Regions from separate parts of the Homo sapiens genome. Here region 2 is linked to region 1. A link is an interaction called in ENCODE POLR2A ChIA-PET data of the cell type or tissue named here. Cell type or tissue: Caco-2. All regions are shown on one strand. Links, peaks and the distances in the headings refer to the core of each region. The heading gives the core; the rest is flanking DNA. Region 1 overlaps RNF157 (ring finger protein 157). Region 2 overlaps PRPSAP1 (phosphoribosyl pyrophosphate synthetase associated protein 1).

What was found. ChIA-PET counts read pairs that join two places held together with the same protein. Peaks named below come from ENCODE experiments on the same cell type or tissue, not always from the same donor. Only the 100,000 strongest peaks of a DNase experiment are listed, where the experiment ranks them.
Region 2: POLR2A ChIA-PET joins it to region 1 with 5 read pairs; 4 of 35 experiments call an interaction of 5 or more read pairs at or near these places.

Annotation. Positions count from the first base shown.
Region 1 is chr17:76,167,128-76,183,237 of GRCh38, reverse strand. RNF157 (ring finger protein 157) reads left to right here. Exons shown (of 19, transcript NM_052916.3): 3 at 9,448-9,536; 4 at 15,441-15,587. Among named protein-coding and RNA genes, the nearest start is that of FOXJ1, 34 kb to the right of the region's middle. RefSeq lists an enhancer at 15,226-16,110. In Caco-2, for the core only: no CTCF peak of the experiment used is centred there; a DNase peak (open chromatin) is centred at 9,027.
Region 2 is chr17:76,336,785-76,352,894 of GRCh38, reverse strand. It overlaps PRPSAP1 (phosphoribosyl pyrophosphate synthetase associated protein 1), which reads left to right. Exons shown (of 10, transcript NM_002766.3): 2 at 4,314-4,366; 3 at 8,158-8,224. It also overlaps the pseudogene RNU6-24P and the pseudogene HMGN2P43. Among named protein-coding and RNA genes, the nearest start is that of PRPSAP1, 9.1 kb to the left of the region's middle. RefSeq lists an enhancer at 1,462-2,009. In Caco-2, for the core only: no CTCF peak of the experiment used is centred there; no DNase peak of the experiment used is centred there; H3K4me3 peaks cover 214 bases.

The sequences.
Region 1 (16,110 bases), core at 5,119-13,118:
AGGCCGGGCGTGGTGGCTCACACCTGGAATCCCAGCACTTTGGGAGGCTGAGGCGGGCGGATCGCCTGAGGTCAGGAGTTCGAGACCAGCCTGACCAACATGGAGAAACCCTATCTCTACTAAAAATACAAAAAAATTAGCCAGGCATGGTGGCAGACGCCTGTAATCCCAGCTACTCGGGAAGCAAGGCTGAGGCAGGAGAATCGCTTGAACCCGGGAGGCGGAGGTTGCAGTGAGCCAAGATCGTGCCATTGCACTCCAGCCAGGGCAACAAGAGCGAAAAGTAACCAACAGAAGTATACAATATCAATACTTTCTTTACCTGAGAATTGATGGTAATAATATAGTTTTCATATTATTATGATATATAGGATATATATATCCTATATATCCTATATATCATATATAGGATATATAGGATATATATCTCTCTCATATATATATCTCTCATATATATATATATATATATATATATATGAGACGAGGCCTGAATCTAATAGCAAATGAAAACAAAGTATATACTTTAAAAAAAGATTTATGTTGAAGTTAACTTTATTTTTATGGATGGGATGAATGGATTATTGTGTTTTTTTGTAGACTACTGGGAATTGCCTAATAATTTACACACAGAGTAAGATGTCCTTTCACATGTACTGTGACCATATTTTTTTACAGCAAAAATAGTACAACCGTAGGAGTAGTGTAATATTTGAAATCAGAATGGTAAAAAAAAAAATCTAGGACATGTGATTGATACACACACACACACACACACACACACACACAGACTAAATGCGTGTGTGCCCATGTGTATGTGAATGCACGTGCACCCTTCTGGCCTGCATTTGGGCATGGTCTGGCAATTTCATCTTTCGTCACCAGGTGGCGCTTTGCCGATGTGATGTGCTGGTAAAAGGAAGCTGATGAGCACCAGGGTCAAAAGCCAAAGAGGAGTTGCTCACGTAACACACAGAGCCTTCGTCAGCAAACGCCTGAGGTCCACCAAAAGAGGTCTTCTGGCTGAGCCCAACTCTACTTCCATTCTGGGTTTGAGATGTTTGGGATTTAAGTTATTCTCAGATTCAGGCTTACTTCAGGACAGACACAGCAGCCCAGTCCCAGGAGGATGTTGTATCCAAGCATGCAGGGCACCAGATGCAAGCTTGACGCCCCTTTACAGATGGAACTAAGAGAGGTTTGCTTGACTCTTCACTGTGTCCCTCAGGCCTAGTTCAGTACTCAGGATATAGTGAGAGTGCTGAATGAATGGGTAAATGTCTTTGTTTTTTGAAAATTATTTATTTATTTATTCTTTTTTTTTTTTTTTTTTGAGACAGAGTCTCACTCGGTCACCCAGGCTGGAGTGCAGTGGTGTGATCTCAGCTCACTGCAACCTCTGCCTCCTGGGTTCAAGTGATTCTCCTGCCTCAGCCTTCTGAGTAACTGGGAGTACAGGCACACGCCACCACACCCAGCTGATTTTTGTATTTTTAGTAGAGATGAGGTTTCACCATGTTGGCCAGCCTGGTCTCAAACTCTGGACCTCAGGTGATCTGCCTGTCTCGGCTTCCCAAAGTGCTGGGATTAGATGTGAGCCACCGCACCCGACCATTTTTTGAAAACAATTTAGTGAAGAAGTCGCCATATTTTAGAACTATCTGGCAGTAACACATCTTTGAGCATCTTGGGTGGAAGGTAAACGCTGACTGACGTATCCATTGTGGCTGTGGCTGCTGGCAGTGTTCTCTGACATCACCCTGCCCTCAGTGTACATTTGTATCTTCTGCAGGTACTGTTAGATCTTATAGACAAAGATTTTGTCATACTGTGCTCCAAGAAAGCTCTTCTCTAAGAAGACCTTAGATACTCCTGTTAAAGATAGAAAGGAGTGTGGTGCGTGGTATGATTTTGTACATACTGCCATCTAAGCATAGGGCGCCATTGGAGATTTTTGGCTAGCTTCCAGAACCTTCACAGAATTCAGTACTGTTTGCCATGATGGTATAACTTTCAGACTCCCCGAACTCTGCTCAGGTCCCTGGAACACTCCTAGGATTAGAAGAGCCTGTAGACTTGCCCTACAGTAGAAGCAGTGCAATAGAGTATGGCTTTTGGAGTCAGATGTACCTGGGTTCAAATTGTGGTTCTGCTGCTCATTAGCTCTGGGACCCTGGATGATTACGTGAATCTTTTGAGTCTCGGTTTCTTTATCTGTAGAATGTCAGTTTGTTTAACTGACATTCTTCATTTTTCAGTCGGCTACTGTATTTCTCCGGCATGTTGGACTGTCCTCCAGCATACACACGGAACTTACAGGCTGGTGAGAGGGGCAGGCATGTTGTTCCTTTCGAGAATGTGAAATAAGAGCATACCTAAACTAGAGCTGGATGGCGGTGATGGCCGCACGATAATGCGAATGTGAATGTTACTTAATGCCGCTGAACTGTATACTTGAATATGATTGAGATAGTAAATTTCATGTTATGTGTATTTTACCAAGATAAAAATAAAAAGACCAGGTGTGGTGGCTTACACCTCTAATCCCCGCACTTTGGGAAGCTGAGGCGAGAAGATCACTTGAACTCAAGAGTTTGAGACCAGCCTGGGCAACATAGTAAAACCCCATCTCTACGAAAATTTAAAAATAAAGATAAAAAATATGTAAAGTAAAATGGGGGACAAAAAGAATCTATCTAAAGTACCTAGCATAATGCCTGGCACATAGTAGATACTCAGTTAAATATTTCCTTACATTCTCTTTTTTCATGATTTGCCAAGCTGTAATTGCAGGTTACCCAAGTTTTACCCCATGAAAGGGGCTTTCTTTTGGCAGAGTTTTCTGGTTAGATGAATAGATTAGGGGGATCTGTGCCTTGCTTTTCTGTCGTAAAGGTACTCACACTTAATGTTTGGTCCCCAAATCCCTGAGCAGACCAAATTTCATTCTTTGTTCATGAGTCTTGATCTGAGGCCTGTTTTCATTATAAAAAGTGAAATAGGATTCTAGAAGCTGCATTTAGTTGTCCTTCATAAGGCTGTTAAGGGTTTATTTACTCCAGAATGATACCTGAGAAACAGGAAGCCATTCTATAAATCCATACTGAGCTTGAGGTAAGAGATCAGAAAGCTTCTCAGTCTCCCTCTGTCTGTGGACCTGGGGCATGTTGTGTGCAAGACAGAAAAGGAAGCTCTTCCTGTTTCCGGATATGCCAGGATGCTTACATCAGAAAGACTTTATCTGGTCTTCCTTGTCACCATGCACTCCCTTACTCAGTAGACCTAGGGCTGAGAAAATTACCCTTTGCAGACTCTAAAAAAGAAAACAGAAACTCTGTGGATATGAACTGAGAAAACGATTGCTAATGCTAAGTACAGTGGACTGGTGCATGAGTACTTCAGAAAAATGCTTGGCCCTGAATCTGTTCTGAGCTTCATCTTTCTTGGTCCCAAGAAGGCATTAGTTTTCTTTCCTTTCATACTTACCTGTTAGCATATGAGTGAGATCTCTGGTTTTAGGTTGAAATAAGATACTTATTTTTTGTTTTTGAGACAGAGTCTCGCTTGTTGCCCAGGCTGGAGTGCAGTGGCATGAGCTCAGCTCACTGCAACCTCCACCTCCTGGGTTCAAACAATTCTTCTGCCTCAGCCTCCCTAGTAGCTGGGACTACAGGCCTGTGCCACCACACCCAGCTAATTTTTGTATTTTTAGTACAGATGGGGTTTCGCTATGTTGGCCAGGCCGGTCTCAAAGCTCCTGACCTCAAGTGATCTGCCCACCTCGACCTCCCAAAGTGCTGGGATTAGAGACATGAACCACCACGCTTGGCCTCTTTTTTTTTCCTTTTTGGGATGGTCTCACTCTCTCCCCCAAGCTGGAGTGCAGTGATGCTATCATAGCTCACTGCAGCCTCAATCTCCTGGGCTCAAGTGATCCTCTTGCGTCAGCCTTCTGAGTAGCTGGGACTACAGGTGTGTGCCACCATGCTGACTAAGTTCTACATTTTTTGTGGGGACAAAGTCTCGCCATGTTGCCCAGGCTGGTCTCAAAACTCCTAAGCTCAAGCGATCTTTCTGCCTCAGCCTCCCAAAATGCTGGAATTACAAGCGTGAGCTACTGTGCCCGGCCAGGATACACCTTTTGTCTTAAATATAACTTAGTAATGGTGCATGTATTGAGGAGATAGTGTGGACAAACACAAACATTTATCTGATGTCTTGACTTTAGAAAGGAATGAGAAAATAAATAAATTTGTGTCTTCAGATCTTTTAATAACCAGCACTTTAATCCTTGGAAATCTCATCTCTAGATTAAAAAGCTGCATCCAGAGCGTCTTGGGGAAAGATAAAGGTAGAACGTGTTCAAACCTCAACTCTGCTCCCTTTAAGACATGTTAGTTACTGGAAAAAAAAAAGAGAGAAAAATAACCTCTGCTCCCTAAAACTTGGGGGACTTTAGAGAAGTTTTTCAACCTCTTTGCAACCTCTGTTTTCTTACCTGCAAAAATGGGAACAACCATGACTATTTCACAGGATTCCTCCAAAGATTAAATAAGATAATATAAATAAAGAGCTCAGCATAGTGCCTGGCACATAGTATTATGTGATCTTTGGGGTGTCACTTTTCTGGCTGGAAACCTGTGGCCAGTGGTGCCTTGCACAGGTTCGGCTCAGGCACATTGGGCTTCTTCCACCCACTTGGCCTGACAGGCTGCACTCAGCTCACACTACCAGCCTATATCCCACGCCTCCAAGGGAGACTGCAAGTCAGGCATGGAGCAGCAAGGGGTGTGTGAGCGAGAGTGGGGTCCGGCCACTGTGCAGTCAGACACGCCAGCTGCCGCTGTGGGGCTGGCAGCCCCAGGTGCCAGTATAGGTGCCAGCTGTCTGCGAGGCTGTGGCTGGACCAGGTGCACTGCAAGCAGCTCTCCCGGTTGGCACCAGGGAATGTGGTGGCACCCGGAAGCTTGGAGATGCCAGGAACTACAGGGCCACAAAGAGGAAGTCATAGCCCTGGCTTGGGCAGCTCCCAGGTCTGGGCTCCCCGACGGGCCACAGCTCTTCTCTCCTCTTTGCCTGCAACATGACAAGCAAGGAGCATGTTTCAGTCCTGTTTGTGTTACAGCTCTTTTAGTCCCACCATTCCATGGGTCCAAAATTCTTGTCCTGCAACAAGGAAGAATGAGATACACAGACAAACATAGGGTGAGCAAGACGAAGAGGAGCCTTATTGAGCCTTGGAACAGCTCAGAGGATACCCGCAGTGGGTAGCTCTTTCCGCAGCCAGGGTGTCCTGACAAGTGTCCTAGCATAGAGACCCTGGAGTGGGAAGCTCTTTTCCGCAGGAAGGTCATCCTGTCTTCTCTGCAGCTCTCAGCAGAGAGGAGGCCCTGGAGTGCGTAGCTCCTCTCTGCAGCTGGTCTTATGGACATCTCTGCAGCTATCAGCAGAGAGGAGGCACTGGAGTAGGTTGCTCCTCTCTGCAGCTGGTGGTCCCAACCTCTGCTCTGTTCTGGCTGAGCCTGGGCCTTTTATGGGCCTCAGAGGGGAGGAAGTGCAGGTAGACTGGTCCCTGGGCATCCATGGGCAGGCCTAGAAAAGGCAACACAAGTTCCCACTCCAGTGGGCGGGACTGGCAGCCAGGCCCCCAGCCTTCACGTCCTCCCTGAAGGCCAGCACCAAGCTGCCCTCAGCACCCCCTCGCCTCTCCCCCTTCCCCTTCCCTCATGCTCATCAGTGCCCAAAGTCTGGAAGGGGCCGAGGCAGCAGGGGGCTGGCTTGTCAGCGCTACCCCGAGCATGTGCACTCCTAGCCTGGCTGCAACAGCACCTTGGCTTGGCCCCACACTGCTCTAAGATCAGAGCCAGCACCAAGAGCAAGCAGAAGCTAGGCGGCAGGAGCAGGCACTTCCGAGCCTGCTGGGGCGGGGGGGTGGGAGGGCTTTTCCGTGTCTCCAAGAGCTTATGGAGGCCCCCGATCCACAGCCCAAGGCGGGGCTGCTGCCTGTTCCTGGCTTCCACCGGCTCTGTGGAGCATGCAGCCCCTGCAGCACCCCCTTGCAGCCTGGGGCAGGGGCTCCAGGTCCTCACTGGGCCGGGGCCAGGGCCGGGGCCAGTGTCCAGGGCAGGGTGACATCGCCATGAGCTCTGCCTGTTCCCCCGGTGCTTCACGGGCAGTCTGGGACAGAGTGGATCCTGGGCCTGGGCCTGGGCCAGGCCATCTGCCCAGGAGTGTCAGGCTCAGTGGTCACCCCAATGTGGGGCAGACCTGGGGGCGCAGCCCCAGACGGGCTGCGCAGAACCTCCTCCCGAGGCACAGGAACCTGGCACCCTCGGCAGGGTGGGCACAGTGGCTGCGCCAATGGCCAGGTGCCCGAAGCGGAAGCTGCTCCCACTTCCTGCCCGGGGCCCCTGAAGCATGGCCCCAGCTCCGCGCCCAGGCCTGGCCCTGGCGCTCCATGAGCAAGCGGGACACTGGCCAAGGCCCAGCTCCGCCTCGGGGCTCCTCTTTGCCCTACCGCGCTGCTCTTCTGCCACGCTGCTCCTCTGCTGGTGGGTAACCCGGCCAGCCCCATGGGGTGGCCTCCAGGGCGGCAAGCTGTGGAGGGGCTGTCTGTCTGCTCCCTGCGACCCCCCTGCAGCAGCCGTTGTGATGGCAGCGGCTGCTCTGGACAGCCCACCACTGTCATCAATAGTAAGCACTCAATAAATGGTAATTTTTGAAAGGAAGATAACTCACTAAGAAATTTCGAGAGTAATAGTAGGCAAAATCGATTTACAGAAGAATGGGAGACAACTCTAAGAGCAGAAAAAAAATTTTTTTTAATTTGCCTCTGATCCTACTGTCCCCTCCATCTTCTCTGTTATCTCTGAATTTGCAAATTTCATTTATCCTTTAGGATCCCAGATCAACTACCAACTCCTCCATGAAGCCTTCAGATTACCTCAGCCAGAAATGATCACTTCCTTTATTTTTGCCTTTTGTGGCAAAAAAATATCCATATATTTAATCTCTTTGATATTACAATTACTATGTCAGCTGCCTTATAATGCAGCTTCCTGAAAGAGCAGGGCCTTATCTTCTTGGTTTTCAATCTCTCCTTACTCCTGGCATGGAGTGTTGCATGTAGACTCTGATTGCATGAATGCAAGGCCAGCAAGGCACAAACTTTGGTGGGTAGCAGCCCACGAACAAGCTTCTCCTGAACAGATTTGCCGTTGTTGTCTTGTGCGTGTATGTGTGTGTACAGGGAGAGCCTAAAGTATAGGGGTGGATTTATAAACAATTGAACTCATTGATACCTTTCCTTAAGAGCCAAATAGCTTATGTTTCATTGCCACAGTTATCATCAAATATATTCAAAATGGAGGATAAAGAGTGCCAGGATTTTTTTTTCTTTCTTTTTATTTTTCTCTCTTTTGCGGCAGGGAGTGGCTATGGAGGAGAAAGAGTAAAGAATAAGGGAAAAGACGCATCTTTTTTTTGAAATGCAGGTAGGAGTTATGGATAACGCCCAAGTACCTGTACAAATGAAAATGATTAACTTTGCTACTCCAGAAAAAAATTTTAATCCCAAAGTCATTTATTTTGGCTTTAGAATAGACTAGCGTTTGTGTCGGATTTTCCTGCCTAATTACTTTTTGCTTAAGCTTATTTAAAAATTGTTTTAAATTCCTTTAGTATGACAGCCTAGGAAAGTTGGGGGAGGAGAAACAGGCCACAGATGGGATCTGAACTAGAATTTCAGTTTTACCATGTCAAGGCCTCCTGATGCACTGCTTGCAGGAGGGCAAAGTTGGAGTCAGCTTTGTGGAAAACTGTTTGGCAAAATAATTTTTAAAGTCTTAAAAATATGCTTACTCTTTGATCCTGTAATTCCACTTCTAGGAATTTGTCCTTAGGAAATAATCAAACAAGCATGCAGAAATATAGGGACAAGGATATTCACCACAACATTTATAGCTGCGAAAAAAAGTAAAACCAACATAAAATATTGAATAATATGGAATTGATTAAAGTATGCTATTATCTGCAATGTTATCAAAATTATGGACTTTAAAAATGTTTACCACATCTTTTTAGGTGAAAAAGAAACTGCAAAATAGTATGTTCAGTGTGAAACAGCACATAGATATAGAGGTGGACAGGATGGATGGATAGACGGACGGATGGAGATACGTATTCCATAATGTTAATTTTGGTATTGCCGAGTAGTAAAATTAGGGATAGTTTTGTACTTTTTTGTGTTTTTCAAGTTTTCTGCTTAAACATATATTACTTTGTAATTAGAAAAAACTATCATTTTTAAAAGAATGTATGGTTAATATATCAATGAAAAAGTAAATTACTGCATCATGCCCACAAAGTGAGTAATCTGAATGAAGATAATTTCTATTGAATGTAAGAGTCACATTCATACCTGTGAATTATAAGCAATTATACTGCGTACATTAAGTCAGATGCACCTTAACTATGGTTTAACTATATTGTTTCCCAAGTAAAATAACCATATTCAATAAAAACCTGTGAGGGCACAATTTGATTATAACTTGGGTGTCCTGTTTTGTGATACCACACTATGGAGGTAGACTCTTCTTGAGCCAAGAGAACCACAGTTTTGCAAAGCTGCAGAGACCAGTAGGTTTTTTGGGAATTATATGTTAAAACATTTTGATTGCCCAAATAACATTTTAAAAATACCGGGAACATTTGAAATCATTCTTGATCCTCAGAAGGCAATTCCCAGTGAAATTTTTGGCTATTTCCCCTTTCTTTATCTCATCATTATCAACAACTCAGAACTTCAAATCCAAAGGTCTAAACGGGCAAAGGGGGAAGAAGCGGATGGTAAATGATGAAGACAACCATAAACCTTTGGTGACCCCAAAATAACTCTTGGCTCACATGTTAAAGAGCTCTGCTTTATATGATCAGCTGCAGGGGAAGTTTGTTCTTTACTGTTTGCAAACTTCAGCTCTGTACACATGATGGGGCCCTCTTTTATTTGCGGTCCCTAAACTCCTGGGATACCGCATGGCCTCACCGAAGGAAAGGGCTTGCAGGTCTGGTTCCCTGTCGTCTGAGGTCAGATGGAAAAGCCTTTTGTGATTAACTCGGCCACAGTGTGTCCTTTGGTATTTGGAACTTCAGCGGTTTTTTTTTTTATTATTAATTCTCCAGGTTTTGAACACTGACCGAAATAAGCTTCATATAATGGAAAAAGAAGATAAATCTGGCTCTTTGGGCCCCAAATTGCATCCCAGTTTTCCCGCTAGCTGTGACCTTGAGCAGGTTGACTCAGTATGTCGGAGTTTCAGTTTCCTCACTTAATTAGGAGAGTTGTGCCTTCCTGCCTCACCTCTTAGGGCTATTCTTGGCAAACTGTAAAGCGAGGGACAGCTGTGGGTCTTTTTAAACACACCACCTTCTCCTGCTTTGTTTCTGACACAGTTTCCTTACGCCGCCCCACCTCCCCAAGAACCCGTGAAGACTCTGAGAAGCCTGGTCAATATCCGAAAGGACACACTGAGGCTCGTCAAGTAAGTTCCCAGAGGCTGGGGCCAGGTCCCAGGCACCTTCCTTTGGGGAGGCTGGGGGCTGGGGGACAGACTTCCCAAGGAACTCATACAGCAGTTTCCGGCAGCCCCAGAGCTTGCTTCTCTGGGCCTCAGACAGGAGTGCGGGCGCTACTTTCTGCTGAGATCAGGCCGTCCACACCCATGTTGTTCAGCACTGGATGCAATCGTCTGTGTTTGTGAAAAACTTTCGCTTGCCTAGAAATGCTTAGTATCCTTATTTTATGGATATTTTTTAAAAGGGAAGAAGAATTATTAAGGGAAAATGGGAATTTTTGCAGCTACTCCAACAAGCCAATGTAAAAATGGGAAATTTGAACTTAGAATATCAAATCCTTTATTTTATTGCTATATTTTCTTTTTCTTTTCTTTTTTTTTTTGAGACGGAGTCTCGCTCTGTCACCCAGGCTGGAGTGCAGTGGCGCAATCTCGGCTCACTGCACGCTCCATCTCCAGGGTTCACGCCATTCTCCTGCCTCAGCCTCCCGAGTAGCTGGGACTACAGGCGCCCGCCACCACGTCCGGCTAATTTTTTGTATTTTTAATAGAGACGGGGTTTCACCATGTTAGCCAGGATGGTCTCGATCTCCTGACCTCGTGATCCACCTGCCTTGGCCTCCCAAAGTGCTGGGATTACAGGCGTGAGCCACCGCGCCCAGCCTTCTTTTTCTTTTTTATTCCCTATATCATGTGTCTGTTCTCTAAGGAACTCATAGTGCACTGGGTTGGTTGCTTAATCCTCATCATCAATGTTAATTATCGTCATTTGCCTTCTTGGTGCCATCCTTGAGACAGTGTAATTTTTAGTCTGATACATTCCCACTGCCCGCCACCCCTAGATGATATGTCTACCAAGGCTGTCTGATTCTCTGGTGAAAAAATTTGGTTAGGGCAAATCAAGGTCCCAGATTTTTCTGAATAGGCAAGGAAGATGACTCAGAGACCATCTCATGCTTGTATAGAACAGCCTTATTAGCATTACAATGTTTCTGTCTGATATATATATATATATATTTGAGACAGAGTCTCGCCTTTTTTTTTTTTTTTTTTTTTTTTTTGAGATGGAGTTTTGCTCTTGTTGCCCAGGCTGGAGTGCAATGGCACGATCTCGGCTCACTGCGATCTCGGCTCACTGCAACCTCCACCTCCCAGGTTCAAGGGATTCTTCTGCCTTATCCTCCTAAGTAGCTGTGATTACAGGCATGCATCACCACGCCCGGTTAATTTTGTGTTTTTAGTAGAGACAGAGTTTCTCCATGTTGGTCAGGCTGGTCTTGAACTCCCAACCTCAGGTGATCTGCCCGTCTCAGCCTCCCAAAGTGCTGGGATTACAGGCGTGAGCCACCGCACCTGGCCCAGAGTCTCACTTTGTCACCCAGGCTGCAGTACAGTGGCACGATCTCAGCTCACTGCAGCCTTAACTTCCCGGGCTCAAGCAGTCCTCCCAGCCCTAAGTAACCACTAATCTATTTTCTGTTTCTCTCTCTTAATTTTTTATATTTTATTTGTCCCTGAAGTTTCTGCTGGTTCCCCAGCTATGCTTCTCTCCACCCCAGGGTCAACTCTGGGGAGGAGAGATTCAAGGAGGTACCTGTCTGCTGCAGAACAGTCCCCCGACCTGACCCAGGGGAGTTCATCCAGCAGCAGAGCAGACTAACGAGGCCTCTGGGGCCTGCCATTGCCAGCTACTCTGTCCACTTGGTTTCTCTCATCACATATGGCACATTCACACATTTGATGGAGACCATTCAAGGGCCTGAGCTGCTGTGAGGTCATAGCCTCTGCCGTGGCAGCCTGGCTGCAGCTCTAGAATAGGATGAAGCAGCTGTCATGCGCTAGAAGAACCAGACTTGGAAGCAGCAGAGCAGTTTGCCTCCCAGGTCCACAGATGCTTGCTTGAATGAGTGTCTGAGCTTCAGGTTCTTTTATCTGTAAAATGGTGATAATCAACTTTACCTTTCATGGTGGTTGTCAAAATTAAGGTAACAGAAGGGAAAACACCTGGTGTTCAATAAATGTTAACTTGAAGGGTGTTCTTTGTTTTGTTTTTCTGTGATTATGGGAATAAATTCTGATTCTCGGATTTCCAGGTAAAGATGGAGGATTGAACACCTACTTTTGCTTCCTCTGAAAACCCCATTAAGTAATTATAAACATGTATTTAAAAGGCATAAATCTGGCCGGGCATGATGGCTCATGCATGTAATCCCAGCACTTTGGGAGACCAAGGCGGGCGGATCACCGAGGTCAGGAGTTCAAGACCAGCCTGGCCAACATGGTAAAAACCCGTCTCTACTAAAAATACAAAAATTAGCCAGACATGGTGGCACGCATCTGTAATCCTAGCTGCTCCGGAGGCTGAAGCAGGAGAATTGCTTGAACCCAGGAGACAGAGGTTGCAGTGAGCCGAGATTGTACCACTGCACTCCACTCTGGGTGACAGAGTGAGACTCCAACTAAAAAATAAAAAATAAGGCCCGGTGCAGTGGCTCATGCCTGTAATCCCAGCACTTTGGGAGGCCAAGGCGGGCGGATCACGAGGTCAGGAGATCGAGACCATCCTGGCTAACACAGTGAAACCCCGTCTCCACTAAAAATACAAAAAATTAGCCGGGCATGGTGGCAGGCACCTGTAATCCCAGCTATTTGGGAGGCTGAGGCAGGAGAATGATGTGAACCCGGGAGACAGAGGTTGCAGTGAGGCGAGATTGTGCCACTGCACTTCAGCCTGGGCGACAGAGTGAGACTCCATCTCAATAAAATAAATAAATAAAAAATTTTAAAAATTTCTTTAAAAAGGCATAAATCTGTAAATATTTGGAGAATGGGAAGAGAGCAACAGCAACAACATTTTAGAAGCTGGAAACACATAGTGAACGTTAAATGACTTAGTAGACCCAGGAAATCAGAATCCTGAACTAGCAGAAAGAAAAGCTGAGAATCACCCAATTTATACTGTGATATTATCCCCCAAAGGGTTCAGAAATTAGCAGTGCCAGGTCCCTCTAGAAGTTGAGGTGGGAGGCTAAAATGAAGAGGATTGGTAGAAAGTCTGCCTTCAAGGTAGGCAGATCCTCTCCCTTGTACCACACAGCCAGAACTACATTCCTACACCTTGGCCAAAGGCAGGCAGATGACTCTCCCTGGAAAGGTCAAAACAGAGAATCTCTGGACAAGAGAGACCCAGGCACAGCTAATGGCCAGTACTAAAAACAGGCTAACCAGCCTGGGCAATATGGTAAAGCCCTGTCTCTACAAGAAATACAAAAATTAGCCAAGCATGGTAGTGCACACCTGTAGTCCCAGCTACTTGGGAGGCTGAAGTGGGAGGATCACCTGGGCCTAGGGAGGTCAAGGCTGCAATGAGTCACGATCACAGCACTGCACTCCAGCCTGGGCAAGAGTGAGACCCTGTCTCAAAACAAAACAGCAGGTGAGTGGATCCTGGCATACTGGATGTTGAGCCCTCCAGCTGCCTCTCCATTCTGCCCCTAGAATGCTGGCAGCCAGGCCTTTGTCAAGAGAGAGGAAAACTGTTTTCTGGAAATTGGACCTGCCTGGATAGGAAAACCTAAGAGACTAGAGTTAGAGGTTCCTCAACAGATCCAGGTCAGCCCACAGTGAAGCCCAGGATCCCCAAGTCCTGCTGTGCACTCAGAGCTCTAATCAGCAGTTTAAATATCTTAAATACAAGCAGACAGCCACAGATTCTTAGATGTGTAAGGAATGCCTATAATAGGAAAGACAGTAGCAAAACAAACCAACATTTTAAAACAACCTAACTAGGCCAGGTGCGGTGGCTCACGCCTATAATCCCAGCACTTTGGGAAGGTGAGGCGGGTGGATCACTTGAGGTCAGGAGTTCGAGACCAGCCTGGCCAACATGGAGAAACCCCATCTCTACAAAAATACAAAAAAATTAGCTGGGCCTGGTGGCACACGCCTATAATCCCAGCTACTTGGGAGGCTGAGACGGGAGAATCACTTGAATCCAGGAGGCAGAGGTTGCAATGAGCCAAGATCGTGCCATTGCACTCCAGCCTGGGTGACAGATCAAGACTTCATCTCAAAAAAAAAAAAAAAAAACCTAACTAGGCCGGGTGTGGTGGCTCACACCTCTAATCCCAGACCTTTGGGAGGCCAAAACAGGAGGATCACTTAAGCCCAGGAGTTTGAGACCAGCCTGGGCAACATAGTGAGACCCCATCTCTATATAAAATAATAATAAAGTAAAAAAAATCTAATTGGAAACAAAAGCTATGCAGGAAGAAGAAAACTTCATTAATAGTCTCAAAGACATGAGAGAAGTTATCTTTTTCTTTCATGGACACAATGACACAAAGTGTTTATGAAACCAAAAAAATAGCTTTTAGAAATTAAAAACAGGGAGCAGAAATGAAAATTTCAATAGAATGATAGGAAGAAAACTTGAAATATTCTAGAAAGTAGAGCAAAAATCCAGAGAGAAGGAAAATAGAAGAAGAAAGACGCAAGTAATAGAGCACCCATTTAGAAGGTCTGACATCCAACTAACGGGTTCTACAGAGAACAGAGAATGTAAAAGGAAGGAAATCATCAGTGACATAGAATTTAAGAAAACTTCTCAGAACCAGAGGGTACAAGTTTCTAAATGGAAAGGACCACCAAGTGCCCACACAGTGGCTGAGAAAGAGGACCGTCTGTAAGCTTTCAGAAGAAGAAGGATCAACAGTTGGAACGACTTCAGACTTCTTGGGAGCAACGCTGGGAGGTGAAAAATAAGGCAGTGAAAAGGCTTTCAGTGTCTTTTAGAAATTATTTATAATCTAGAATACTTTGCTCAGCCAAACTTTCAGTGAAGTGTGAATGTTGAATAATAGCTCTCAAAAGTTTATTTCCCAACACACCCTTTTTCAGGAAGCTGGCAGGACACGTGCTCCACCGATATGAAAGAATAACCCAAGACAGAGGAAGACTTGAGGTGCAGGAAACATGAGCTTCTACAGGAGGACAGAGGCAAAAGGGACCCACCAGGATGTTGGAGGGGGAGAGAGATTCCAGGGTGGCGACTGGGAGCCAGGTGCAGAGGGCCAAGTACAGATGGGAGCAAGTCCAAGGGACCTCCTCAATAAGATGAAATGAATAGACCGCTTGGTGCATCTGAACGTCTTGAGAGATTTAGACAGCCCCAGAGAGCTTGGGTTGGAATTTGTGATGAGTACATAGGAAACTACGCAACTGGAAGAAAAAAAAAAAAATAGGATGAGCACTAAGAAAAAGTTATGCAGGAAAAGAAAAATAATCATAGATTATAAGTTTGTGTAATCACAGTAATACAGACACAAATGTACTGGACTATTATAATAAAATCATGATGCAGCTACACTGGGGGGATGGCGGAGTTCCTACATGGAGCACAGTGAGGAAAGAGAAAGAAATCCTTGTTTCCATAGTAGGAAACCCATAGATAGCGCCTGAAACTGAAAAATCAAGAAGTAGTAACCCAAGTATATTTTTTAGAAACGTGGGTAAATGCCAAAATGATCACTAAAAGGGGTGTCCTCTGAAGACGAGGAAAGGGAAGAAGTAAGGCCTGCTGTTTTTTGCCTTGAGGAAACTATTTAAACTATGTGATTAATAACTTTTATTAAAATAAAAACAAAAGTGCCAAATGCACAATGGTGTAGTGGTAGCACTATGAGATACCAGAAGTAACCTGAATGCCCAGCAACATGGGTCATGAAGCACTCTGTGATCATTCAGAATGAAGAGGTAGACCTATGCTTATGATCATTCAGAGAAGCCCACAATATATTGCTAATTTTTTTAAAGGTAAATTTTAAAATATTGATATGCTACTCTGCAAATGCTGAGTCTCTGGTTTTCTAGATGTGCTGAGGAAGTGAAGAGCCCTGGAGAAGAGGCCAGTAAAGCTAAAGTCCACTACAATGTTGAGTTCACCTTTGACACAGATGCTCGGGTAGCCATCACCATCTATTACCAGGCCACGGAAGAGTTCCAGAATGGTATTGCCAGGTAAGATCAGGAGACCAGGAGAGCCACTTCCTTCCCAGATTATTACCAGGCCACGGAAGAGTTCCAGAATGGTATTACCAGGTAAGATCAGGAGACCAGGCGAGCCACTTCCTTCCCAGATAGGGAGAGTCCATGTCTTATCCACTCAGCAAGGGCGGAAAACATTCTTTTTCTGCAGCCAGATGAGATCTGGTTCCTGAATTTAGACTTTCTTCTACAAAGCCCTACCCTTTACCTTTTCCCTTCAAATTGTGCCATCTTGGTATAGTGACAAATGGTGGTATAGTCCTTCAGGTCCTTAACATGCTGTTAAAAATCTAGTAAGCTACCTTTCTTTGGATGTGTGGGTTGAATAGAAAAGTTTAACGTTGCCAAGCAAGAGCAAAGGAAATGGATTATAAAGGACCCTTTCTTCTCTTCGCTAGACCCTGTTGATAATTGAGAACAGGCATGAGCAGAGGAAGTTGTCAGACCCATCTGTGCCGGATACTGACTTTTGCTTTGCCTCCCACTTGTATCAATA
Region 2 (16,110 bases), core at 1-8,000, 170 kb before region 1:
TCTGACAGCTCTGAGATGCCCTCCCAGCCTTGCCACTTACTAGCTCTGTGTCAGTGGGCAAGAGACTTGATTTCCCTGAACCTCATCTGTGAAATGGGCATGGTTGAGAATATTGTATGATCGGGATAATGTAGAAGTAGTATCTGGTTCTAGCAGAGTAGGGGCTCATAGTGGCCCTCTGAATAGTTGTTTACTAAGTGGCCTCTTTTCTTTTTCTTTTTCTTTTCTTTTTTTTTTTTTTTTTTTTTTTGAGACGGAGTCTCGCTCTGTCACCCAGGCTGGAGTGCAGTGGCGAGATCTCGGCTCACTGCAAGCTCCGCCTCCCGGGTTCACGCCATTGTCCTGCCCCAGCCTCCCAAGTAGCTGGGACTACAGGCACCCGCCACCACACCCGGCTCATTTTTTGTATTTTTAGTAGAGACTGGGTTTCACCGTGTTAGCCAGGATGGTTTCGATCTTCTGACCTCGTGATCCGCCCGCCTCGGCCTCCCAAAGTGCTGGGATTACAGGCTTCAGCCACCGCGCCCGGTGAAATGGCCTCTTTTCTAGTTGGCTCTTTTGGAGAATCCCAGAGCTCTGATATAAAGGAGGAGCCTTATATGCCCTTTCTACATACACTTGTTAGAAATCTAAGACATAAAATGAATAGCTCGTCTTTTAATATTTAAAGCCATTTTCACATTTTAAACAGTTTTCATAGAGTTACTTCGTTACTTTTTTAGGGTTGACAAATGATTGCAGGGATATATCTTAAACTTCTGGGGGGAAATGTAGAAGAAAGGGAAAACTTTAGTCATTTTTTTTTCAGCTCTGCTTGTTTTTTTTTTTAATAGTTGGAGTTTTGGAGAGTGGAAGAATGTTAAAAAAACAAATCAATCCTTTTGCAGTCTACTACCTAGTTTCTATTTCTAACCCCTGATTGTTTGTCTTTCTTTCTGAGGCCAACGAAAACACTGACTTTAAACGAAGCTTCTGTGTGTATCTAGTGGTTCAGATTTACCCTACCTGACCTTGAGGGAGAGCAGAGGGGAGCAGGGCACATTTTAAAAGTCAGTGAGGGTTTTTTTTGTTTGTTTGTTTTAGATTCTTTCCTGGCAAATTCCCGAAAGATTTTGAATTACTATAAATGATACATATTCATAAATACTTCCCTTACCTGTTTTACTTGTCGCTCAGTAAGATTTTGTTTTATCTTATCTGTTTTATTTATTTTGAGACAGTCTTGTGTCACCCAGGCTGGAGTGCAGTGGTGCCATCTCGGCTTACTGCAACCTCCACGTCCCAAGTTCAAGCGATTCTCCTGCCTCAGCCTCGAAAGTAGCTGGGATCACAGATGCCCGACACCACACCTGGCTAGTTTTTTGTTTTTTGTTTTTTGTTTTGAGACGGAGTCTCGCTGTCGCCCAGGCTGGAGTGCAGTGGCGCGATCTCGGCTCACTGCAGGCTACGCCCCCAGGGTTCACGCCATTCTCCTGCCTCAGCCTTCCGAGTAGCTGGGACTACAGGCCCCCGCCACCTCGCACAGCTAATTTTTTGTATTTTTAGTAGAGACGGGTTTCACTGTGTTAGCCAGGTTGGTCTCAATCTCCTGACCTCGTGATCCACTCGCCTCGGCCTCCCAAAGTGCTGGGATTACAGGCGTGAGCCACCGCGCCCGGCCACACCTGGCTAGTTTTTGTATTTTTAGTAGAGATGGGTTTCACCACGTTGGCCAGGCTGGTCTCAAACTCCTGACCTCAGACGATCTGGGATTATAGGCGTGAGCTACTGCGCCCGGCCCACCTGGAGTATTTTTAAAAATTGTTATATACATAACATAAAGTTTACCTTTTTAACCGTTTTTTGTTTGTTTGTTTGTTTTTGAGACGAAGTTTTGCTCTTGTTGCCCAGGCTGGAGTGCAATAGAGCCATCTTGGCTCACCCACAACCTCCGCCTCCCGAGTTCAAGTGATTCTCCTGCCTCAGCCTCCCAAGTAGCTGGGATTACAGGCTGCACCACCACACCCCGCTAATTTTGTGTTTTTAGTAGAGACGGGGTTTCTCCATGTTGGTCAGGCTGGTCTCAAACTCCCAACTTCAGGTGATCCACCTACCTTGGCCTCCCGAAGTGCCGCCTTTACAGGCATGAGCCACTGTGCCTGGCCTACCTTTTTAACCATTTTTAAGTGTACACTTCAGTGGCTTTAACTACATTCACAGTGTTGCACAACCATCACCACTATTCATTTCCAGAACTTTTCATCATCCCAAACAGAAACTCTGTACCCATTAAATACTAAGTCCCCATTCCCTGGTAGCCTCCATTCTACTTTGTCTCTATGAATTGCCTATTCTTGGGACTTCATACAAATAGAATCATAGCGTTTGTCTGTGTCTGGCTTATTTTCCTCAGCATACCTTGTCCAAGGCTCCCTCATGTCATAGCACGTACCAGAATTTATTCTTTTTTTTTTTTTGAGACGGAATCTCACTCTGTCGCACAGGCTGGAGTGCAGTGGCACGATCTCTGCTCACTGTAAGCTCCGCCCCCTGGGTTCACGCCATTCCCCTGCCTCAGCCTCCCGAGTAGCTGGGACTACAGGCGCCCTCCACCACGCCCGGCTAATTTTTTGTATTTTTAGTAGAGATGGGGTTTCACCGTGTTAGCCAGGGTGGTCTCGATCTCCTGACCTCGTGATCCGCCCGCCTCGGCCTCCCAAAGTGCTGGGATTACAGGCATGAGCCACTGCGCCTGGCTGCAGAATTTATTCTTTTTTTAAGGCCAAATAATATTCCATTGTATGTGTATACCTGGCTGGAGTTTTGTTGTTTTTTTTTTTTGAGATAAAGTCACCCAGGCTGGAGTGCAGTGGCACAATCTTGGCTCACTGCAGCCCCCGCCTCCCAGGTTCAAGTGATTCTCGTGCCTCAGCTCCCAAGTAACTGGGATTACAGGTGCCCACCACCACACCCAGCTAATTTTTGTGTTTTTAGTAGAGATGGGGTTTTTCCATGTTGCCCAGGCGGGTCTCGAACTCCTGGCCTCAAGTGTTCTGCCCACCTTGGCCTCCCAAAATGCTGAGATTACAAGCATGAACCACTGCGCCTGGCCTGGCTGGAGATGTTAATTTTATTTTTTTTATTATTATTTTTTGAGATGGAGTTTCGCTCCTGTTGCCGAGGCTGGAGTGCGATGGTGTGATCTCGGCTCACGGCAACCTCTGCCTCCTGGATTCTGGCAATTCTCCTGTCTCAGCCTCCTGAGTAGCTGGGATTATAGACGCTCGCCACCACACCCAGCTAATTTTTGTATTTTTAGTAGAGATGGGGTTTTATTATATTAGTTAGGCTGGTCTCGAACTCCTGACCTCAGGTGATCCGCCCACCTCAGCTTCCCAAAGTGCTGGGATTGCAGACGTGAGCCACCGCACCCGGCCTGGAATATTTTTAAATAGATTATCTTACATCATATCATTTCACTTGTAAAAAGAGTAATGCTTACTAATCAGGACTTAAAACCTCACACTACTATTAATTCCTTAATATTATGTAGTATCTAGTCTTTGTCCATATTTCTCTGATTATTTTTTAAAATGGCTTTTTTTTTTTTTGAGACGGAGTTTTGCTCTTGTTACCCAGGCGGGAGTGCAATGGCGCGATCTCGGCTCACCACAACCTCCGCCTCCCGGGTTCAAGCAATTCTCCTGCCTCAGCCTCCCTAGTAGCTGAGATTACAGGCATGCTCCACCATGCCCAGCTGATTTTGTATTTTAGACGGGGTTTCTCCATGTTGGTCAGGCTGGTCTCAAACTCCCGACCTCAGGTGATCCGCCCGCCTTGGCCTCCCAAAGTGCTGGGATTACAGGCATCAGCCACCACGCCTGGCCAAAAATGGCTTTTTACACTTGGTTTATTCTAATTAGGATCCAAACAAGATCCACACCACATTTGGTCAGAGTGCTGAAGCCTCTTTCCTTCTCTATGCTTTTGATAATTGAGGCATTTATCTCTGGTGTGTGTTATTGAAATCATTGCTTGTAACCAAGTATTTGGAAGTGATTTTCCAAGAAAATTACTATTCAAAGAACAACGCGCACCAGACATTAACCATGGGTTGTGAGCTCTGTCTGGTAAAGCAGTATGTTACAACGTGGTGAGCTGCTTATGGAGTGACAGCAGAATTTTAGTTTAATGAATTAGATTTTCTGAATTATTTTTTGGAAAGAATGGCAGCTTAATTATTTGAGTCTTTTTATTAGACATATGCATATGAACTGGAATTTTTTTAAAAAGAGTAATCTTAATTTCCCTTTTTTGTTCTTTTTGATCTATAGGCGCCTTGGTGCTGAATTGGGGAAGTCTGTTGTATATCAAGAGACCAATGGAGGTAAGTTAAAATTATTTCTTTTTTTTAAAATTATTTTTTATTTATTTAGTTTTTTTGAGACAGAGCCTCACTCTGTCGCCCAGGCTGGAGTGCAGTGGCATGATCTTGGCTCACTGCAACCTCTGCCTCCCAGGTTCAAGCAATTCTCCTGCCTCAGCCTGCTGAGTAGCTGGGATTACAGACGCCCGCCACCACACCCGGCTAATTTTTGTATTTTTAGTAGAGATGGGGTTTCACCCTGTTGGCCAGGCTGGTCTCAAACTCCTGACCTCAGGGGACCCTATTGCCTCGGCCTCCCAAAGTGCTAGGATTACAGGCATGACCACTGTGCCCAGCCTTTATTTATTTATTTATTTATTTATTTATTTTTATTAAGATGGGGTCTCACTATGTTGGCCAGGCTGGTCTTGAACTTCTGAGCTCAAGCAGTCTTCCCACCGCAGCTTCCCAAAGTGCTGGGATTACAGGCGTGAGCCACCGCACTCGGCTTCCACCACGTTATTTCTAAAATGCAAATATTTTTTCTTACTACTGCTTCCTTACTCCTACCCTGTAGGCTGGGGTCCAGTCTTTTTAGCAATCACATGGGGCCCTTTGGGAATCCAGATTCTACCCCTTTACCTGCCTCATCTTTGATCCACCCATTACCACATCTTGTGTGCTCTGACTTTGGAATACATCTTATATCTGACCCTTTCTCACAACCTCTGCTGCTCCCACTTAAGTCCAGCCTGCCGTTTGCTGCTTGCTAGACACCTTCCAAAACAGACGCCATGGCCTCCCCGTGGCCACTCCTGCCCTGCCACGGTTTTCTTCACACAGTAGCCAGCAGTCTTTTTAAAACAAGTAGATGAAACCCTTCCCAACCTTAAATCTTCCAGTGGCTTTCCTGTCACTGCTAGAATAAATTCCAGACTCTTCAGCGAGTAAGAAATGAAATCCAGAGTCCTGCAAGTCCTGGCCCCTTGGCTCCCTGACCTCCTGTCTCTCTCTTTCCCCTCACTCTGTCTGCTTTCTTTTTTTTTTTTTTTTTTTTTTTTTTTTGACGGAGTCTTGCTCTGTCACCCAGGCTGGAGTGCAGTGGCATGATCTTGGCTCACTGCAACCTCCACCTCCCAGGTTCAAGCAATCCTCTTGCCTCAGCCTCCCAAGTAGCTGGGATTACAGGCATACGCCACCAAACCCGGCTAATTTTGTATTTTTAGCAGAGACGGGGGTTTTGCCATGTTGGTCAGGCTGGTCTTGAACTCCTGACCTCAGGTGATCCACCCGTCTTGGCCTCCCAAAGTGTTGGGATTACAGGCATGAGCCACCGCGCCCGGCCCACTCTGTCTGCTTTCTAAGTGGACTAACTGCCTGCCCCTCTGCTTGGCACACTCGGATCCCACATCTTCCCATGTTCCCAAACCCCCTTCTGCGCTGCTCGTTCTGGATTGCAGTGAGGCCCTTTTTTCCAGCCCCATTGTTCTTTCTCCTTCGTCATGGCTAGCGTCTCTGGCATATTGGGCCCGGAGGGTTTGCTGGCCTTGTTGTTGTATCATCTCTCCTGGGTCAGTCTTTGTCCCTTCTTCCAAGTCCTGCATTTTGGGGTTCCCAGTACAGTTCCTGACATGGAGGAGGCTTCAGCATTTGTTGAAAAAATAATAAGGATGTCGCCCGGGCTGGAGTGCAGTGGTGCAATCTCAGCTTACTGCAGCCTCTGCCTCCCAGGTTCGAGCAATTCTCCTGCCTCAGCCTCCCAAAGTGCTGGGATTACAGGCGGAGCCACCGCGCCCGGCCAAACTCCCTTTTTCAGTGCACAACCAAAAATCAGAAAGCCACTGTAAAACCCAGTGAACATTTAGCATGTTGTTTAACAACTTTTCACAAGCTGACCCTGACTTTCCGGAAGTGAAATGAATATGGCAGAGTTTATCTGAAGATCCACAGTCTAGAAACGGAACTACTGCTCTTTTGAGGGGCGCCATCTCAGTGGCATCACTGGAAGGTCCAGATTGCCTGCCACACTGGTAATCAATTATGGGGGGGTCAGGTGCCAACAGATGTCTGGCTTTAAGGGATTTAAGTCCATGCTGAAAGGTGGAAAGGGAGAAGAGGACATAGAAACAAATTTGTCTTTTCAGAGCACAAGGCTTTTGTGTGCTGAGGTGGCCATGTGTGTCAAAGTCAGGGAGCCCCTCTTCCTGGGAGCCGAGAGGAAGTCTCTCAAAACTAGAAGGGAAAGGTGCTTTCCCCACATCAATCCAGCTTCGGAGACATTCTATTCATGACATATGCTCCTTTCCCCAGAACAACAATGAAGCGTTCTGTGTGCTAACAACATAGCTTAGAAAACAAAAATTCTGCGTTTTTATAAAACTTGATAAAAAATAGTATTTCAAACTGTACAGTCACCAGAAGTACACAGTTATCCAAAATGCACACGCTTCCCTCAGCATCTCCAGCAGGTGCCTGGTGTGTTCAGGCATCTCCACTTCCCATAGAGTCATTCCCCTCCTCGCCAGTGTCAGCTTTTTCCTTTTTCCCTTGGGTACCTTCTCTCCCTTCTTTGCAGTGGCCTTTTTAGGCCTGGGCTCTGGCTTTGGAGGGAGGAGCAGGTTTAGCAGACAGCCTCACAGATCTTCTCTGTGGTTCGTCTTTCACCTTGGCCTCATCTCCCTTAGCATCCCCTTCAGCCTTTCTCTTGGGCATGGTGGCAACGAAAGCAGCCGGACGTAGGCACTGGGAGCGGGATGCAGTGGCGGTGCACGGACTGCGCTCAGTCGGGGGTCATTCTCGCTTCCTCTTCTTCATACTGCTCCAAGACTTATTCTTTTGCCCCAGATAAAATGTTGGTTTAGATTAATCTTTACTCCCTCCAAATGTTTCTAGCTGTTGCATCATGAGTGCTTTGCTTTTCTGCTTTTTTTTTTTTTTTTTCTCCAGACAAGGTCTCTGTTGTCCAGGCTGAAGTGCAGTGGCACAGTTTCAGCTCACACTGCAGCCATGACCTTCCCTGGCTCAGGTGATCCTCCCACTGGGACTACAGGCACTTGTCACCATGTCCAGCTAATTATTTTTTTGAGATAGAATCTCGCTGTGTCACCCAGACTGGAGTGCAGTGGCGCGATCACGGCTCACTGCAAGCTCTGCCTCCCAGGTTCAAGTGATTCTTCTGCCTCAGCCTCCTGAGTAGCTGGGATTATAGTTGTGCGCCACCATGCCTGGCTAATTTTTGTATTTTTAGTAGAGACAGGGTTTCACCATATTGGCCGGGCTGGTCTCGAAGAACTCTTTTTTTTTTTTTTTTTTAATGAGACGGAATCTTGCTCTGTCACCCAGGCTGGAGTGCAGTGGCGCGATCTCGGCTCACTGCAAGCTCTGCCTCCCAGGTTCACGCCATTCTCCTGCCTCAGCCTCCCGAGTAGCTGGGACTACAGGCACCCGCCACCACGCCCGGCTAATTTTTTGTGTTTTTAGTAGAGACGGGGTTTCACTGTGTTAGCCAGGATGGTCTCGATCTCCTGACCTCGTGATCTGCCCACCTCGGCCTCCCAAAGTGCTGGGATTACAGGCGTGAGCCACCGCGCCCAGCTAATTCTTGTATTTTTTGTAGAGACAGGATTTTGTCATGTTGCCTAGGCTGTTCTTGAACTCTGGTGCTCAAGTGATCTGCTTTCCTCAGCCCTCCTAAAGTGCTAGGATTACAGGCATGTGCCACCGCGCCCGGCATGAAGTACTTTTGTTTTTCTTTTTTCTCCTTTTTAACATAGGAGCTTTTCTTAAAACTTCAGAACATTTTTATTTTTCAGAAACAAGAGTTGAAATAAAAGAATCTGTTCGTGGCCAAGATATTTTCATTATACAGACAATACCCAGGTAAGAGGACTGACTACTTTATCTCTTTTCTGTAAAAACCTTAACAATATAATTGATTATCTTTTCATATGAACAACAACTTAGTGTTTTTAAAAGTTATATATTCAGGCCGGGCGTGTGGCTCACGCCTGTTATGCCAACACTTTGGGAGGCCGAGGTGGGCGGATCACGAGGTCAGGAGTTCGAGACCAGCCTGACCAATATGTTGAAACCCTGTCTCTGTTAAAAATACAGAAATTGCTGGCTGGGCACGATGGCTCACGCCTGTAATCCCAGCACTTTGGGAGGCCGAGGCGGGCGGATCACGAGGTCAGGAGATCGAGACCATCCTGGCTAACATGGTGAAACCCCGTCTCCACTAAAAAATACAAAAAAATTAGCCGGGCGTGGTGGCGGGCACCTATAGTCCCAGCTACTTAGGAGGCTGAGATAGGAGAAAGGCGTGAACCCAGGAGGCAGAGCTTGCAGTGAGCCGAGATCGCGCCACTGCACTCCAGCCTGGGCTACAGAGCAAGACTCCATCTCAAAAAAAAACAAAATAAATGAATAAAAAACAAAAGTTAGCTGGGCATGGTGGCATGCGCCTGTAGTCCAGCTGTTTGAGAGGCTAAGGCAGGAGAAGTGCTTGAACCCAGGAGGCAGAGGTGAGCTGAGATCGCGCCACTGCACTCTAGCCTGGGCGACAGAGTGAGACTGTCTCACCAAAGAAAAAAAAAAGTTATACATTCGTTTGCATGTTAAACTAAATGCTTCCCCAAATACAATTACTGTCTTCTGGAATTCCTACCATTTGTCACACTGTACTGTTACCTGTTTACTTCTCTCCAGGCTTTTTTTGGGGACAGTCTCACTCTGTCACCCCGGCTGGAGTGCAGTGGCACAGTCTTGGCTCACTGCAGCCTCTACCTCCTGGGTTCAAGTGATTCTCCTGCCTCAGCCTCCCTAGTAGGTGGGATTACAGGTGCCCACCACCATGCCCAGTTAATTTTTGTATTTTTAGTAGAGACAGGGTTTCACTATGTTGGCCAGGCTGGTCTTGAACTCCTGACCTCAAGTGATCCATGCACCTCAGCCTCCCAAAGTTTTGGGATTTCAGGCGTGAGCCACCACTCCCCAAGCTTTAAACTCCTCAAGGACAAAGGGTTTTCCCATGGTTTGCACTGACCCCAGGCCAGTGTCCGTCAGCTCAGCTCTGCTGAAAAGCTTCTAGTTGTTACGTGTGGTGCATAAACTGCTCCTGGTTCATACCCATCAAGAGAGGTTTTTGCACTGCATTTTATCTTGCACCGTGGCCTGTTTCTAGCCTATCTCTGTTTCAGAGATCGTCGCCCTTGCTTCCCTCAGGGCAGGGGGCTGACACCTGGGGAATCCTGGCCTGCTTGAGTGAGAACGTTCATGCTTCTATGGGACTATCTCCTTTCTCATCGCCTGACAGGGAGTGGGCCATTACACCATCTGTGTCTCTGAAAAATCCAGACCTTCATGTCCTGATCAGTGTACATTCCCCAGACCATATTAGTAATAAGAATGGCACTGAGTGCTACCAGTGTGCTGGATGCTTTATATGTTTCGTTTTTGTTTGTTTTGGTTTTTTGAGACGGAGTCTCACTCTGTTGCCCAGGCTGGAGTGCAGTGGTGTGATCTTGGCTCACTGCAGCCTCCACCTCCCGGGTTCAAGTGATTCTACCTCAGCCTCCCGAGTATCTGGGATTACAGGTGCCTGCCACCATGCCCGGGTAATTTTTTTGTATTTTTAGTAGTGATGGGGTTTTACCATGTTGGCCAGGCTGGTCTTGAACTCCTGGCCTCAAGTGATCCGCCTGCCTCAGCCTCCTAAAGTGCTGGCTGGGATTATAGGCGTGAGCCACTGCGCCCGGCCCTATTCAGTCTTCTTTAGTTTGGAGCAGTTCCTCATGGCCTTTATTTGACTTTCTTTTTTTTTTTTTTTAATTTGAGACAGGGTCTTGCTGTGTCACTCATGCAGGAATGCAGTGACACGATCATGGCTCACTGCAGCCTTAAGCTCCTGAACTCAAAGCGATCCTCCCACCTCAGCCTCCTTAGTAGCTGGGACCATAGGTGTGTGCCACCATCCTGGGCTAATTTTTTGTATTTTTAGTAGAGATGAGGTTTTGCCATGTTGCCCAGGCTGGTCTTGAACTCCTGGACTAAGAAGTGATCCACCCGCCTCAGCCTCCCAAAGTGCTGGGATTACAGACATGAACCACCACACCCGGCCTTGACTTTGAAAACTTTGACACATTTGAAGACTGACATTTTGCCGATTACTTTGTCGAATGTCCCTCAATTTGGGTTTCACCGTGATGGCTCTTTCACTATGATGAGATTCAGGTACCTCGGAAGGAAGCTGTGTTCCTGTTGTCTTGTCTTCCTGCTGCTTCATGACATCTTGTGTGGATGCATCGGTTTATTCAGTCTCTTGTGTGTCAGTTTGTTTCTAGTCTTATGCTGATACAATAGAGGCTGCTGTGAGCCTCATCGTATATACATCATATTGTCGGTGTTTCAGGTGTATCTGTAGGAAGATCCTAAGAAATTTCTGGTTGTGAGGGTCCATGCCCTGTGGTATTGAGGGAAGGGGCTGCGTTGCCCTCATTGAGGATATACTAATTCACATTTTCTCCAACAGTTTTGGTTTTGTATTGTTTGCCTCCTGGTGACTGGAGTCTTTTTTGCCTGGTGGTTTTGTTTGACTCTCCATCTTTTATTTTTAGACGGAGTCTCACTCTGTCGCCCAGGCTGGGGTGCAGTGGCGCAATCTTGGCTCACTGCAAGCTCCGCCTCCCGAGTTCACGCCATTCTCCTGCCTCAGCCTCCCGAGTAGCTGGGACTACAGGCGCCCACCACCACGCCCGGCTAATTTTTTGTATTTTTAGTAGAGACGGGGTTTCACCATGTTAGCCAGGATGGTCTCGATCTCCTAACCTCGTGATCCGCCTGCCTCGGCCTCCCAAAGTGCTGGGATTATAGGCGTGAGCCACGGTGCCCAGCCATTGGGGTCTAATTCTAAAAGCATGATTGATTGGTGAAGTCTCTTTACTACCCTAATTGAATTTGTGATAACGAAAGAATTTGTCATGTAAAGAGTTATCTTTAAGAAATCTTGTTGGCCAGGTACAGTGACTCACACCTGTAATCCCAGGACTTTGAGACACCAAGGCAGGAGGATCACTTGAGTCCAAGATGGCTTGGGAACAGCCTGGGCAACATAGTGAGACTCCATCTCTACAAATAAAATTTGAAAATTAGCCAGGCGTGGTGGTGTGCACCTGTAGTCTGAGCTACTCGGGTGGTTGAGTTGGGAGGATTGCTTGAGCCTGGGTGGTCGAGGCTACAGTGAGCTGTGATTACACCACTCTACTCTAACCTGGGCAACAGAGCCAGATCTTATCTCAAAAAAAAAAAAAAAAAAAAACAAAAAAAAGTCAAATTGTTAACACTAATTCGTTGGTCTGCATTGTAATCTGGAATTTGAGTTGGACTTCTCCAGGAAAAGACTGAACTGAGTTGGTGCATGATCAGAGCAGTTCTCCTCTGGCACATGAGCAGCTGTGCTCTTGGCATCTTTGTTTTGTTACATGTATTTAGGGATCATCTATGAGTCAGGGGAGGAGCTAAGACGTTATAACCTTCTCACGGCAGAGACCCCATTTTGTTAGATAGTCCAGCAGTCTCCAACCTTTTTGGCACCAGGGACCAGTTTTGTGAAAGACAGTCCCCCCCTACCCCCCGCTTTTTTTTTTTTTTGAGATGGAGTTTCGTTCTTGTTGCCCAGGCTGGAGTGCAATGGCGCGATCTCGGTTCACTGCAAACCCCACCACAACCCCCGCCTCCCAGGTTCAAGCAATTCTCCTGCCTCAGCCTCCCGAGTAGCTGGGACTACAGGCATGTGCCACTACGCCCGGCTAATTTTGTATTTTTAGTAGTGACGGGGTTTCTCCATGTTGGTCAGGCTGGTCTCGAACTCCCAACCTCAAGTGATCTGCCCGCCTCGGCCTCCCAAAGTGCTGGCATTACAGGCGCGAGCCACCGTGCGAGGCCGTTCATGGTTATTTCAAACTAGTCGAGCATAGAAACAGCATATTGTTAGTGTCCTTTGTGATACGAAGTTGAATTTTATAAAATTCTTGGCTTTGATATCACATGGTAACCAAGAGTGCTCAATATAAGTATTTAACACGTGCAATCTAGAGTGATGCTGGGGGTAGTAAAGACTGAACTTGACAAACAAAGGATCATCAGTGTGCAAGTGTCTTCCAGGGAAGGGACAAAAGAAGCATGAAGAAATGACTTAGTTAATAGCCAATTGGGAAACACTTACCGTTTTTCTCACTTGTATCTTGAGTATTAGGAAATTGGACCATGGTCAGGTGTGGTGGCTCATGCCTTTAATCCTAGTACTTTGGGAGACCAAGGTGAGAGGATCACTTGAGGCCAGGAGTTCAAGACCAGCCTGGGCAATATACTAAGACCCTGTCTCTATTCTTTTTTTTTTTTTTTTTTTGAGACAAGGCCTTGCTCTGTCACACAGGCTGGAGTGCAGTGGCACGATCTCGGCTCACTGCAGCCTCCACCTCCCAGGCTCAAGTGATTCTCCTGTCTCAGCACCCACCGTCTTACCCTCCCAAGTAGCTGGGGCTACAGGCACATGCCACCATGCATGGCTAATTTTGTATTTTTAGTAGAGACAGGGTTTTGCCATGTTGCCCAGGCTGGTCTTGAACTCCTGAGCTCAGCTGATCTGCTTGCCCCGGCCTCCCGAGGTGCTTGGATTACATGCATGAGGCACTGTGCCCAGCTTTTATTTAAAAGAAAAAAGAAATTTTGGCCAAAGGAAGAAGTAGGAAGCACTTCATAGAGTTGTAGCAGAGTCTTGTACAATAACAATGACAATTTTACATAAGTCAACATGGAAAGGCACCTTCCCTGTTGAAAAAGGCACATAGGTATAAATGGGTACTTCTGAAAACCAGAACCCTCTCCTGAAGATGGTGAAGTTTCTTTATGTGTATTTGGTGTTGAGATAAAAGCCGCAAGTCTCTTCCCAGTGGTTCAGTTTAAGAGCATCAAAGCAAAAATATCATCACCTGGCATTTTCTCTGTCTCTTAAGCTGATAGGGATGGAAGAAGAAAGGAAAAATTTGGAAAAAAGACAGGTTGGATGTGTTGTTTTGTGTGGGTGTGCAGCCCATAAAGAAGGTTATTAGGTTTGTCACAATAAACTGGTTCTTTTTGTTGTTTTTTTGAGACGGAGGCTTGCTGTGTTGCCCAGGCTGGAGTGCAGTGGCGTGATCTCGGCTCACTGCAACCTCTGCCTCCCAGGTTCAAGCAATTCTCCTGCCTCAGCCTCCTGAGTAGCTGGGATTATAGGCGTGTGCCACCACAGCCAGCTGATTTTTGTATTTTTAGTAGAGACGGGGTTTCACAGTGTTGACCAGAATGGTCTCAAACTCCTGACCTCAGGTGATCCACCCGCCTTGGCCTCCCAAAGTGCTGAGATTATAGACGTGAGCCACCGTGCCCAGTCAATAAACTAGTTTTTGTAGTGCTTGAGTACTGGATACTTTAGTACCAACTAAAGAACACAGATAATTTAATTTAATTTAATTTTTTTTTTGAGACGAGTTTCTTTCTTGTTGCCCAGGCTGGAGTGCAGTGGTGTGACCTTGGCTCACTGCAACCTCCACTTTCCAGGTTCAAGTGATTCTCCTGCCTGAGCCTCCCGAGTAGCTGGGATTACTGGCATGTACCACCATGCCTGGCTAATTTTGTATTTTTAGTAGAGATGGGGTTTTACCATGTTGGCCAGGCTGGTTTTGAACCCCTGACCTCAGGTGATCCATCCACCTCGGCCTCCCAAAGTCCTGGGATTACAGGCATGAGCCACCATGCCTGGCCTAATTTTTTATTTTATTTTATATTTTATATTTTATTTTATTTATTTTTTGAGACGGAGTCTTGCTGTGTTGCCCAGGTTGGAGTGCAGTGGCACAATCTCGGCTTACTGCAACTTCTGCCTCCTGGGTTCAAGCAATTCTCCTGTCTCAGCTTCCTGAGTAGCTGGGATTACAGGTGCACACCACCACACCCAGCTAATTTTTGTATTTTTAGTAGAGATGGGGTTTCTCCATGTTGCCTAGGCTGGTCTCGAACTCCTGACCTTAGGTGATTCACCTGCCTCAGCCTCCCAGAATGTTAGGATTACAGGCATGAGCCACTGTGCCCGACCTGGTTTTTTAATATTATCTGCGGTTACATAGATGAAGGAATATCTTTTACAGGTTTTTCTGTTGTTGGGAGGAAGGGGGCATTGCCTAAAGTAATAAGGCTAATTTTAGGCAAACAGACCAAAGCTTAGACATTAAAATAAGCTTAGTTGCCTTCAGAGCTGTTGTTCTAAAATCACATAGATACCTTTTTTTGGTGCTGTTTTTGCTTGGAATAGCTTTGGAACTACTGCTTCCAAACTTGCAGCATATTTCTTTTGACTGTTCTAATAATAGCAACCTTTTGGTCGTTGAGGATAGGTTTAATTTTTGGAAATGGCAAAAAGCCATTCAGAACAAAATGATTATTTTGGGTAATTGAACTGTGCGATACTCAGAGATTTTCCAGATATACCAAGCAATGGAACTAAGTAAAATATGAAGCTTATGAAGTATATTTTAAAGGTTAATTTTTATGTTTATGTACAAGTTCTAGTGTGTTGATGTAAAGTAAGCAGACTCATTAAAATAACATTTACAGCTGGGCACGGTGGCTCACACCTGTAATCCCAGCACTTTGGGAGGCCGAGGCAGGTGGATCAGTTGGTCAGGAGTTTGAGACCAGACTAGCCAACATGGTGAAACCCCGTCTCTACTAAAAATACAAAAAATTAACCAGGCATGGTGGCAGGTGCCTGTAATCCCAGATATTCGGAAGGCTGAGGTGGGAGAATCGATTGAACCCGGAAGGCAGAGGTTGCAGTGAGCCAAGATGGTGCTACTGCACTCTCGCCTTCCAGCCTGGGTGACAGAGTGACTCAGTCTCAAAACAACAACAAAAAATTCCCAGCTGCTGCAGATGATTAATTGTTACAGTTGGGAGCAGGGTAAATTCTCCCCCATTACTTCCAGCTGTGGTGTGGTTTCTCTTTTTGCGAGCCTGGCTAGTTTAATGAATGCGTATACCATGCCTGTTTCCTCATCTCAGGTTAGTTTGTTGTTGTTGTTGTTGTTGTTGTTTTCCAATATGGAACACTTCACGAATTTGCGTGTCATCCTTGCACAGGGGCCATGCTAATCTTCTCTGTATCATTCCAATTTTAGTATATGTGCTGCTGAAGAGAGCACACCTCAGGTTAGTTTTTGCCTGTCCAAAATGCTAGAGCAGTAAGGGCTGGACTTAATATAGGATGTGGTTTTCTTAGGGGAAAGAAAAGTAGTTGGTTGTCTGGGCATGATGGCTCAAGCTGTACTCCCAGCACTTTGGGAGGCCAAGGCGGGAGGATTGCCTGAGCCCAGGAGTACAAGACCAGCTGGGCAACATGGTGAGACCTTTCTCTATTTAAAAAAAAGAAAGAAAAGTAGTTGGTAAAACAATTAAGAATGTCCTACTTAGAGATAAAGACTACAAGAGCTAGCCAGGGTGTACTTGCAACATTCTTAGGGAACAGATAAAGCAGAGACTGCCAGCCGATTTCCCTTCGCCCTGCTAGTTCACAAAGTAACTGCCTGGTGTCCAATTTGTCCGGTATCTCTCAGTGAATGGGTAAAGCCAATGTGACAAAGCCCCTTTTGTCACCTTTCTGACCAATAAGGGGTGAGGTATGGAGCTTTCTTTAGCGTTGGGCTGGAGGATGTTGAATCCCTTGGAAAAATGGA